Linked DNA regions of Homo sapiens: region 1 is linked to region 2. A link is an interaction called in ENCODE POLR2A ChIA-PET data of the cell type or tissue named here. Cell type or tissue: B cell. All regions are shown on one strand. Links, peaks and the distances in the headings refer to the core of each region. The heading gives the core; the rest is flanking DNA. Region 1 overlaps SEPTIN6 (septin 6). Region 2 holds the start of SOWAHD (sosondowah ankyrin repeat domain family member D).

The links. ChIA-PET counts read pairs that join two places held together with the same protein. Peaks named below come from ENCODE experiments on the same cell type or tissue, not always from the same donor. Only the 100,000 strongest peaks of a DNase experiment are listed, where the experiment ranks them.
Region 1: POLR2A ChIA-PET joins it to region 2 with 8 read pairs; 5 of 35 experiments call an interaction of 5 or more read pairs at or near these places.

The regions. Positions count from the first base shown.
Region 1 is chrX:119,624,439-119,629,805 of GRCh38, reverse strand. It overlaps SEPTIN6 (septin 6), which reads left to right. Exons shown (of 11, transcript NM_145799.4): 9 at 298-488; 10 at 4,427-4,471. The coding sequence ends at 4,430. Among named protein-coding and RNA genes, the nearest start is that of MIR766, 20 kb to the left of the region's middle. In B cell, for the core only: no CTCF peak of the experiment used is centred there; no DNase peak of the experiment used is centred there.
Region 2 is chrX:119,757,976-119,763,342 of GRCh38, reverse strand. SOWAHD (sosondowah ankyrin repeat domain family member D) reads right to left here and starts at 4,755. Exons shown (of 1, transcript NM_001105576.3): 1 at 3,141-4,755. The coding sequence starts at 4,675. The coding sequence ends at 3,728. RefSeq lists enhancers at 2,745-2,814, 2,825-2,894 and silencers at 4,446-4,745, 4,856-5,005. In B cell, for the core only: no CTCF peak of the experiment used is centred there; DNase peaks (open chromatin) are centred at 3,102, 4,172 and 4,852; H3K4me3 peaks cover 2,664 bases; H3K27ac peaks cover 3,671 bases.

The sequences.
Region 1 (5,367 bases), core at 193-5,192, 130 kb after region 2:
ATTGACCATGTGTGGTAACTATGGGGACTCTTTTTAACAAAATGTCTGACTAAACACAATGCAGTATTCCTTTACCATATTCAGGAGCAGAGACTTGGAGATAAAATGGCAGGAAGAGAGAACGATCCAGAGCATGGTGCCTTTGGTGCCATCATAGCAATCCCTGACAGAAATGCCCCCTGAGGTTCCAGGGTCCTGCAGGGTCACAGCCCTACTGGTCCCCACCCACCTGGGCTTGGCCAGGCTGGGGACTGCTCACAGGGGATTCTCTCCAATCTCCCTGTGCTTCCCTGCCAGCTGCACGAGAAGTTTGACCGTCTGAAGAAACTGCACCAGGACGAGAAGAAGAAACTGGAGGATAAGAAGAAATCCCTGGATGATGAAGTGAATGCTTTCAAGCAAAGAAAGACGGCGGCTGAGCTGCTCCAGTCCCAGGGCTCCCAGGCTGGAGGCTCACAGACTCTGAAGAGAGACAAAGAGAAGAAAAAGTAAGTAGCAGGCTGCTCTGGGGTGGTGCCTTCTCTTTCCTCCTGCTCATCCTCCCAGGGCAGGACGTGGCACCTGAAGGGGCTGAGGACTGGTGACCAGAGGTGAGCTGTGGGCTGTCAGACTGGTTGAGGTACCTATAACTGGTCCCAGCATCCCTGTGGCACCTTTGGATTCCCTGAGCTTGGGGAGTTGAGAGTAGCAGAGGGGTGTGGTCCCAGAGGCCCAGCCCATCTGTCCAGCTTGCTCAGGAAAGCCCTGCAAACTCAAGGTCCATAGGAAAGGAAGGGAAAAGAGGAAAAGCAAAGGAGAGTGAGAGAGCAGAAGGGAAGAAAAAAATTAGAGGTGCAGCAATATAAGAGAGGAACAAGGCCGGGCACGGTGGCTCACACCTATAATCCCAGCACTTTGGGAAGCCAAGGCAGGAGGAACACTTGAGGTCAGGAGTCCAAGACCAGCCTGGCCTATATGGCGAAACCCCGTCTCTGCTTAAAAAAAAAAGAAAAAAAAAATAGGCTGGGCACGGTGGCTCACACCTGTAATCCCAGCACTTTGGGAGGCCGAGGCAGGCAGATCACAAGGTCAGGAGATCGAGACCATCCTGGTTAACACAGTGAAACCCCATCTCTACTAAAAATACAAAAAAATTAGCTGGGTGTGGTGGTGGGTGCCTGTAGTCCCAGCTACTCGGGAGGCTGAGGCAGGAGAATGGGGTGAACCTGGGAGGCGGAGCTTGCAGTGAGCAGAGATCGTGCCACTGCACTCCAGCCTGGGCGACAGAGCGAGACTCCGTCTCAAAAAAAAAAAAAAAAAAAGAGTTCAAGACCAGCCTGAACAACATGGTGAAACCCTGTCTCTACTAAAAATACAAAAATTAGCCAGGCGCGGTGGCGCGCGCTTATAATCCCAGCTACTCAGGAGGCTGAGGCAGGAGAATTGCTTGAACCCAGGAGGCAGAGGTTGCAGTGAGTTGAGATCGCACCACTGCCCTCCAGCTTGGGCGACAGAGCGAGACTCCATCTAAAAAAAAAAAAAAAATACAGAAATTAGCTGCCTGTAGTCCCAACTACTCAGGAGGCTGAGGCAGGAGAATCACTTGAACCCGGGAGGTGTAGGTTACAGTAAGCTGAGATCACACCACTGCACTCCAGCCTGGGCAACGGAGTGAGACTCCATCTGAAAAAAAAAAAAATAGAAAAGAAAGAGAGGAACAAAAAGAACTGCAGCTACGGGCCGGGCGTGGTGTAATCCCAGCACTTTGGGAGGCCAAGGCGGGTGGATCACTTGAGTTCAGGAGTTCGAGACCAGCCTGGCCTACATGATGAAACCTTGTCTCCACTAACAATACAAAAAATTAGCCAGGCGTGGTGGCGTGCGCCTGTAATCCCAGCTACTTGGGAGGCTGAGCAGGAGAATTGCCTGAACTGAGGAGGCAGAGGTTGCAGTGAGCTAAGATAGCACCATTGCACTCCAGCCTGGGCGACAGATTGAGACTCTGTCTCAAAAAAAAAAAAAAAAAAAAAAAAAAGAAGTGCAGATACAGGATAGTGGAAGAAAGAGAGAGCCTTTAGCAGAAACTCGGTGCACCCTCTCCCCACCCTTGCCCTATATCTGAGGTTGCTCACCTCTCCATGGCCGTAGTCCCACCCTCACCCTGCCTCAGTTATTACTCTCTGCAGCCAACAGAATTTAACTGCTGCCAGTGAAGGCTGCAGCTCAGCCCTGATTTCCCACCCCTTTGTGATCCCTCCCTGCTGGCTTAGTTCTGCCTAGCCTGGGGTGCTGAGAACTTATGGGGGAGCCCTCAGATGCCAGTGTATGCTGCATGTGCCCCATCCTCAATCTGTGGAATGACTGTAAGACCTTCTGATCTCCCCTGGTATTAGAACAGTGGCTCCTGGATACCATGTGGGTCAATAATCCTCACCCAACCCCAGTCTCTGCTTGCTGAAGTTACCCATTCCTCATCCCAGAACTGGAGAAAAATATTTCAACGGGATCTAGAAAAACTCCTGTGGTGCCCTTGTGCCCTGCAGTTGTTTGTGCAGTGTGGCTTGAGGAGTTCCCAGGTGGACTGTTTAGCTGTGTCTTTACTGAAGGGTACTGAGGATCCAAAAGGTGTCCATGGTCATTGCCTTCTGTTTTCAGCCATTTGTTCCTGGACTTAACTATGGGATATTTTTGCCAGAAGGAAGAAACACCTTCCTTTCCTCTGGCTTATCACTTAGGAATAACATGGTAACTTTTGCATAACAGTAAAATATGTTATATTTGAAGGCATTCAGCTTTGCAATCCAATTACTCTTTATGCAAATGTGTAATTTAAACATCTTGGCCGGGTACGGTGGCTCACGCCTGTAATCCCAGCACTTTGGGAAACTGACGCAGGCAGATCACCTGAGGTCAGGAGTTTGAGACCAGCCTGGGCAACATGGCGAAACCCCGTCTCTACTAAAAATACAAAAATTAGCTGGGCATGGTGGCCCACACCTGTAGTCCCAGCTACTCAGGAGGCTAAGGCAGGAGAATCACTTGAGCCTGGGAGGTGGAGGTTGCAGAACCAAGATCATGCCACTGCACTTCAGCCTGGGTGACAGAGTGAGACTTTGTCTAAAAAAAAAAAAAGAACATCTTCACCAATTAGTCCAGAAATTTTTCTTACTGAATCTTAATACTATATGTCAAATTCACTGATGAATGAAATTTTTTGGTATTACCTGATGGATAAAGTTCAACTAGCCAGAAAAAAGTCTCTTTGGACACACCCTGTACTGTATTAACTTATCTGTCATGGTGTATTAGTTGCACCAGCAGGAATGAATTCCTATTTTTAAGATCAGAAAAATCTAAATTTGTCATCCAGCTGTAACCTGCTGCCTTCATAGTCCTGTGGTATTTGTTAACTCAGTACCTGGGGCAGTTTCATAGCCTGCTTGTGGGAGTTAGGAATTGGTTTGTTCAGGCTACAATGAAACTATAAATATTCCCTATTCAGATGTTCAGTAAAAGTTCTTCTTACATCAAGCTTTCCCCTTGTTGCCTCATACTGACTGACTTCTCCCACCCCAGGCAGGAGACCCCAACAGGGAGATACCCCTCTCTACTCTTCAGGAATATTTGGGGTTGGTGACAGTGCCCCTTTCCAATTCTGAAATGGGTGAAAACCCTGCTGGCATGTGGCACCTTATATTAGCAATAAGGGCCTAACAGAATGACCTGTCTTCTTCTGTACTTCCAGATGCAGAAGTGGCCCTGAATCTTGGCTTCTTATGTAATTTCATGAGCAATTTGTTAACTTCTGGAAGAGCCACCGTTAGACCTGTGCTACCCTCCTCCCATAGTCACGGTAGTGAGTTTTGAGGGCAGAAATGGTGGTAGTAGTATTTCTTCTTGAGAGATGGTGGTTGGATCTAAGAGTCACATATTCAGAATTTCCTTTAGCTGCCCCTAAAGAGATTAAGAAAGTACTGGCCAGCCGTGGTGGCTCATGCTTGTAATCCCAATACTTTGGGAGGCCAAGGCGAAGGATTGCTTGAGTCCAGGAGTTTGAGATCAGCCTGGGCAACATAGTGAGACCTTTGTCTCTACAAAAAAAATAAATAAATAAACATTAGCTGGGCCTGGTGGCACTTGCCTATAATCCCAGCTACTCAGGAGACTGAGGTGGGAGAACTGCTTGAACCCGGGAGGTTGAGGCTGCAGTGAGCCATGATTGCGCCACTGCACTCCAGTCTGGGCAACAGAGAGAGACCCTGACTCAAAAAAAAAAAAAAAAGAGTATCAGTGTTTCAGGGGTTCCTACCAGTCCACCCTTCCCACTTCCCCTTCCTGCTACTCCTAATCACCTTTGACCTCTAACCCTTCATTGTTTGTGTCAAGTCATAATATTTGATTTCCCCTCATGCTCACTCCATCTTCATCAGCTCTTACTGTTTTACAGTTAACTCTGCTGTTTGCTGCATGCTGCATGAGACCCAGGGTCCTGGTAAGCTTGATTAACTCTAAATAGAACTGGCAGTGGCTTCTAGAACATATCTCCCCCAATCCCGCACCCCCAACACAAGCATCTAATCGTAGAAGAAGCTGCTTCATTGGTCTAGCTGGTTTTCTCTCGTGACTTATAATATGCAGAAATAGTCTGGTGTGGTTTCAGGTGTACATGTGGAATGCCTGCCTGCCTGCCTGATTAAAGTGAGGGGTCGTTTTCAGACTTTTGCTGCTAGAACAGCTGGGTAACACAGGTGGATCCTGTGATCAGTATTTGAGGTTTCAGTGTGGGAAGTTTTTTTCTTAAAGAGCCATAATCGGGCCGGACGCAGTGGCTCACAGACCTGTAATCCCAGCACTTTGGTAGGCCGAGGAGGGCAGATCACCTGAGGTCAGAAGATTGAGACCATCCTGGCTAACACGGTGAAGCTCCATCTCTACTAAAAATACAAAAAATTAGCCGGACATGGTGGCACAGGCCTGTAATCCCAGCTACTCTGGAGGCTGACACAGGAGAATCGCTTGAACCTGGGAGGCGGAGGTTGCAGTGAGCCGAGATTGCACCATTGTACTCTAGCCTGGGCAACAAGAGCGAAACTCCATCTCAAAAACAAAAGGAGCTATAACCATTATTTTCAAAATTAATGAAACCGTGGTGATGAGAGAAACTGGGTTTCACAAGCTCCGTCCTGCAATGTCACAGTCAGCATCAACCCTCTCCCATCCCCCTGCATCAGGTTTGAGAATGTCCAGAGTCAATGGAAACTCACTTCTCTGTTTCCCGCTGGTGGCAGTTTCATATCTGAGGGGTTCAAGTCCTCAAATTTCCTTTGACTGTACCCCTCAAAACCATAATAAGGCTGAGAGCAGTGGCTCACGCCTGTAATCTTAGCA
Region 2 (5,367 bases), core at 322-5,321:
GCCAACGGCTTGATGTGAGGCACGGAGAGTTTTCAGCATGGGAGTTTGTCCCCTGCAGCCAAACCTCAATTTTACATGGAGGAGATAGGCTAGGCAGTATCACATGATGAGAAAAATCTGTGGGGAAGAGTAGCTGACTACAGGAAAACTACAGAAAACCGTTTTCAAATCTTCCAGGTAATTTGGTTTTCGTTTTGGAAAGAGTAGGGTGAACGCTTGTCTCAGGCCCCCAGATCTGCTAACAGTTAAGATGCTTAGGTTCAAACTTTTCCTATAAAGAGGGGACTACTGTTATAAGTGTCCTTTGAATGCTCAGCACACACCAATCTTCCCTGCAAGCCAGGAGCCTGCAGACTCAGCCAAGTGGCAAGAAGGCCCTGCCCTGACAGCCTTCACCAAGCCCAACCCACCTTGGCAGCTATCAAGGGGGAGGTTGTGGAACAGAAACCACAGTCCTGCATCAGTTGGCCTGTTCGCATCTATAAAATGGGCACGGGGTGGAGAGAGTTAATGCCAGATGCCAATGCCAACTGCCAGAATCTAGGAACTGTTAGCCCTCCCTCCTTCAATTACTAAAGAAAAGAAGTTCATTTAGAAAAGACAAAGGAAGGCCAGGCACGGTGGCTCATGCCTGTAATCCCAGCACTTTAGGAGGCCAAGGTGGGCGGATCACCTGAGGTCAGGAGTTCGAGACCAGCCTGGCCAACATGGTGAAACCCCATCTCTACCAAAAATACAAAAATTAGCTGGGCGTGGTGGTGGGTGCCTGTAATCCCAGCTACTCAGGAGGCTGAGGCAGGGAGAATCACTTGAACCCTGGAAGCGGAGGTTGCAGTGAGCTGAGATCACACCATTGCACTCCAGCCTGGGCAACAGAGCAAGACTCCATCTAAAAAAAAAGAAAGAAAGAAAGAAAGAAAGAAAAGACAAAGGAAATGCTCTATTACACTGTGTAAGTGTGTTTAAGGTGTAGCTCCTGGAGACATGGGACAGGCTGAAAACAGCAAGGGGGTTTGGATCATTTCATGATTGAGAAGACCCTCATGGGTTACTAAAGGAAGGCAGTGTGGGCCAGGCACAGAGTCTTATATCTGTAATTCCAGCACTTTGGGAGGCTGAGGTGGGAGGATGACTTGAACCCAGGAGTTCGAGACCAGCTTAAGCAACATAGCGAGACCCTGTCTGTACAGACACACACACAAAAAAAATAGCTGAGCATGGCAACATGTGCCTGTAGTCCCAGCTACTTGGGAGGCTGAGGCAGGAGGTTCACCAGAGCCCAGGTGTTTGAGGCTGCAATGAGCTATGATCGTTGCCACGGTACTCCAGACTGGGTAAGAGTGAGACGCCATCTCAAAAATAAAAAATAAAGGAAAGTAGGAAAGTTTTGAGCACAGAAGCAAACAGGCCCACCAGGCAGAGATGGAAACCTGGATGGATGGGCTCAGGGTGGCGTTTCTGGGCTGTTTGTTAGTGGTGACTGTTTCTGGCTGGTGTTCACGGACTGGGATGAGAGGGCTGGGGAACGCGACAGTCCATTGCAAGGGCTACCCAAGCCTTCAGGGATACAGTGCTATTTTTAAAATGCACTGTTCTCCAAGGCAGCATGGGTCTGTAGCCAGCAACTGCTTTCCTGGCCTTTCAGGCTCAGTCAACCCTCCTGTAGTCTATTTAATTCATGCCATTTCTGAATGGGAGCAATTTTGCAAGCTACAATTTATGCATTAAACTTAACTTTTTAAAAAGAATTTTACGTAAGTGAAATATATATATTTATTGAGATAGGGTCCCACTCTGTCACCCAGGCTGGAGTGCAGTGGAATGCTTTACTCACTGCAGCCTCCACCTCCCAGGCTCAAGCAATCCTCCCACCTCAGCTTCTCTAGTAGCTGGGACTACAGGCCTGCACCACTACAACTGGCTAATTTTTGTATATTTTTGTAGAGACAGGGTCTCCCTATATTGCCCAGGCTGGTCTAGAACTCCTGGGCCCAAGGGATCCTCCTGCCTCAACCTCCCAAAGTGCTGGGATTACAGCTGTGAGCCACCACACCCAGCCTTAAACTTAATTTTTTAAATGCTGCTGAGCAGGTGTGGTGGCTCGTGTCTGTAATCCCAGCACTTTGGGAGGCTGAGGCAGGGGAACACTTGAGGTTAGGAGTTCGAGACCAGCCTGACCAACATGGCGAAACCCCATCATTACTACAAATACAAAAATTAGCCAGGCGTGGTGGTGCACGTCTGTAATCCCAGCTACTTGGGAGGCTGAGGTAGGAGAATCGCTTGAACCCAGGAGGCAGAGGTTGCAGTGAGCCTAGATCACGCCATTGCACTCCAGCCTGGGCGACAGAGTGAGACTCTGTCTCAAAAAACAGTAATAATAAATAAATGCTGCTGGCTGGGCGTGGTGGCTCATGCCTGTAATCCCAGCACTTTGGGAGGCTGAGGCAGGCGGATCACTAGGTCAGGAGTTCGAGACCAGCCCAGCCAACATAGTGAAACCCCGTCTCTACTAAAAATACCAAAAAAAAAAAAAAAAAAAAAAAATCAGCCGGGCGTGGTGGCGGGTGCCTGTAGCTATTTGGGAGGCTGAGGCAGGAGAATTGCTTGAACCCGGGAGGCAGAGGTTGCGATGAGTCAAGATTGCGCCACTGCACTCCAGTCTGGGTGACAGAGTGAGACTCCATTTCAAAAATAAATAAATAAATGCTACTGAGGAAAGCCCCATCTTGGAAAAAAAAAAGTGCCCGTGGGTGTGTCTCATTAGAGGCCACAAATCAAGGTAAATTACATGACTGACCGTGGAAATATCAGAAATGTAAATTTGGAAACTTTTGCCTTTTACCCCCAACCCAAGGCCCCTATATGACAACTCTTCTAGGATGAGGCTGGTGCCTGAGGCCAGACCATCAAAGAGCTCAGGACAGAGGTGAACTGTATGTTTCTCCTCAGATCCAAGTGGAAGTAGCTTCTTCTGTGCACAGCTCTGGCCATTTGTTCTGAGAAGGAGGCCCAGAGCCTGCCCCGGGGGGCACAACATCACGGCCATGGTTGGGTGACCTCTACCCTGCAAACATATGCAGTTTCTTCCTTTGTGGTTAGTAAGGGAGGTGGGGGAAAACACTGAAAGGACAGCCTTGTCATGTGAAAAGAACACATATTCCACTTTAATATACATAAGAAGTAACCTGTGATACATGAGAAAAAGTACCAGTAAGGCTGGGTCGTCTCAGGAGGAGGTTGTCAGAGGCTGACTCTACCCGCACCCCAAGACCCATTAATGGCCGAGCGAGGCCGGCAGAGTTAGGCGTTTTCTCTGCATTGGTGGTTTACAATCTTAACTCATTCTTCTAGCGAATGTTTCCTAATAAACCCAGCGCGTCGGCCTGCCCAGAAATGGCCCCTGGAAGCTTAACTTGCCCTCTCCCAAGCAGGACCACGCTCCCTGCTCCCAACTCCTTAGTCCTGTAGCTTTGGAACTCGGAGCCAGGCCAGCTTGGTCCTTCACTCTCTCTTGGTGAGGTGGTGCCCGAGTCCCCGGGTCCTCCAGGCCGGTGGTTACAGGAGACCTGAGACAAGTACCTGAGTCGGACCCCGACGTGTTCTGTTCCTTGCAGGCCCAAGCAGCGTCCAAGGCGCCTCTCCTTCGGTGGAACCCGGGACAACCCAGGACCTAGCCATCGCCACAGTGTCACAGCCCCTCCTAGCTCTCCAGTCTCTGTCCCTGTCAACGGTCCTGGAATGAGGGGAACAGATGGCGGAAAAGGCTATGCATTTGCGCCACCCGGCTGCCCGCGGTGTCCTTCGCCTTGGTCCGCGACGCTGCCACTCTCCTGCTTGTCTCCACAGCCGTCGCGCCCACTGCGCTCGCGGCCCTCCACGCAGTGGTGCCACTGCTGTTGTTGTTCAGGTTGGTGCACCCGCTGCCGCTCTCCATCTCCCATTCCTCGGCTCCCGACAGCTCCCGCAACCTCCAAGGCGCGTCGGGCCGCAGGTAGTGGCAGGCCCGGTGGCCGCTGTGGTCGCGGCGCGTAGCGTCAGCACCCAGGGCGCCCACCAGCACCTTGATGACCATGTCGTGGCCCTGAAGGGCCGCCAGGTGGAGGGGCGTGAGGCCGCCGCTGCCTGGGGCGCTCACGTCGAGCCTCAGCCCCCGGCGTAGGGCGAAATCGTGTACCAGAATGAGCTCCTCGTGGCGCCCGTGCTTGGCCAGCCAGTGCAGAACCGAGTAGCCGGTGATCGGGTCGCCCCGCAGCAGCAGCTCCGGCTCAGCCTCCAGCAGCTCCCGCAGCACCTCATAGCGGCCCTCGGCGGCTGCCAGAATCCACGCGTGCTCCCGCGGTTCCAGGCACAGCCTGCTGCTGCCCGGCCCACTCGGCCCGCCCAGCTCCTCGGCGCGCTCCTCCGACAGCCACCCCGCAGGAGCCGCCCGCTGCAGCCCCAGCAGTTCCCGCAGCGCTCCCCGCCGGCGCCCTGAGCCCGCTGCAGAGTGCATCAGCGTGCCTGGGAAGGGGTGCTCCCGGGAGGCGGCGGCTGCGGCTTTGCCCCAGTACCTGCCCAGGCTACCAGTGTCCGCTCTCGAGGGGCGGGGCTGCGGGGCGCACCGCAGGCTCTGCGAGGTCGGCGCGAGAGAGGCCGTGGGTGCCCGGTTCGCGGCCCCTCCGAGCTGGGCCATGGTCTTGAAGCTGCCGCCGCGGCCGTCCCAGTGTCCAGCGTTAGCTGCCCTTCCCGGGCCCCAACGGGAGAGGAACTGGCGCTGGCGTTGGGGAAGGAAGCTGCTTGAGCAATTGGGTTCGGAGGGAGGGAGCAAAGGAGAGGAGGAGGAGGAGGAGGAGGAGGAGGGAGGGAGCTAGGGGAGGGCCCCCGCGCAGGCCTTGGGGGGCGTGGAGGGGTGTGAGCTCCAGCCAAGTCCCCAGGGCAAGCCCAGCTCCACTTCCCTGGGTACCGCCGCCTCTGCAGCTCCCCCGGGTCGCGGGCGGTCCCACCCCAAACGGCCAGGTGAGCTCGGCAGCCCCGCCTCCAGCACCGAAGGGCGGGCGCGGGGACTGGCTGGGAGCTCGCCTGCGGCCCTGGAAGCCGCGGTTCTCAGCATCCCAGCCGGGGCTAGAGTGTAGAGGCGCGAGGGCGCCCCTTCCGCAGCGGGCCGAGCTCGGCTTCCAGCCACGGTCTCCCAAAGCGCGGTCCTGGAGCTCCGAGGCTCTGGCTCCCCGCCCCCTTCCTTCGCCCTTCCCTCTTATCTCTTCAGGAGTCTCCCTGCACTTTGTCCCGGAGTTGCCATTGTCCCGCGCCTAGCATTCACGCAGGCAGCTCGACTGCCCCATGTGACTGGCTCGTCTGCCTGCCTTGCCCTTTGTGTGGCCTTGACCC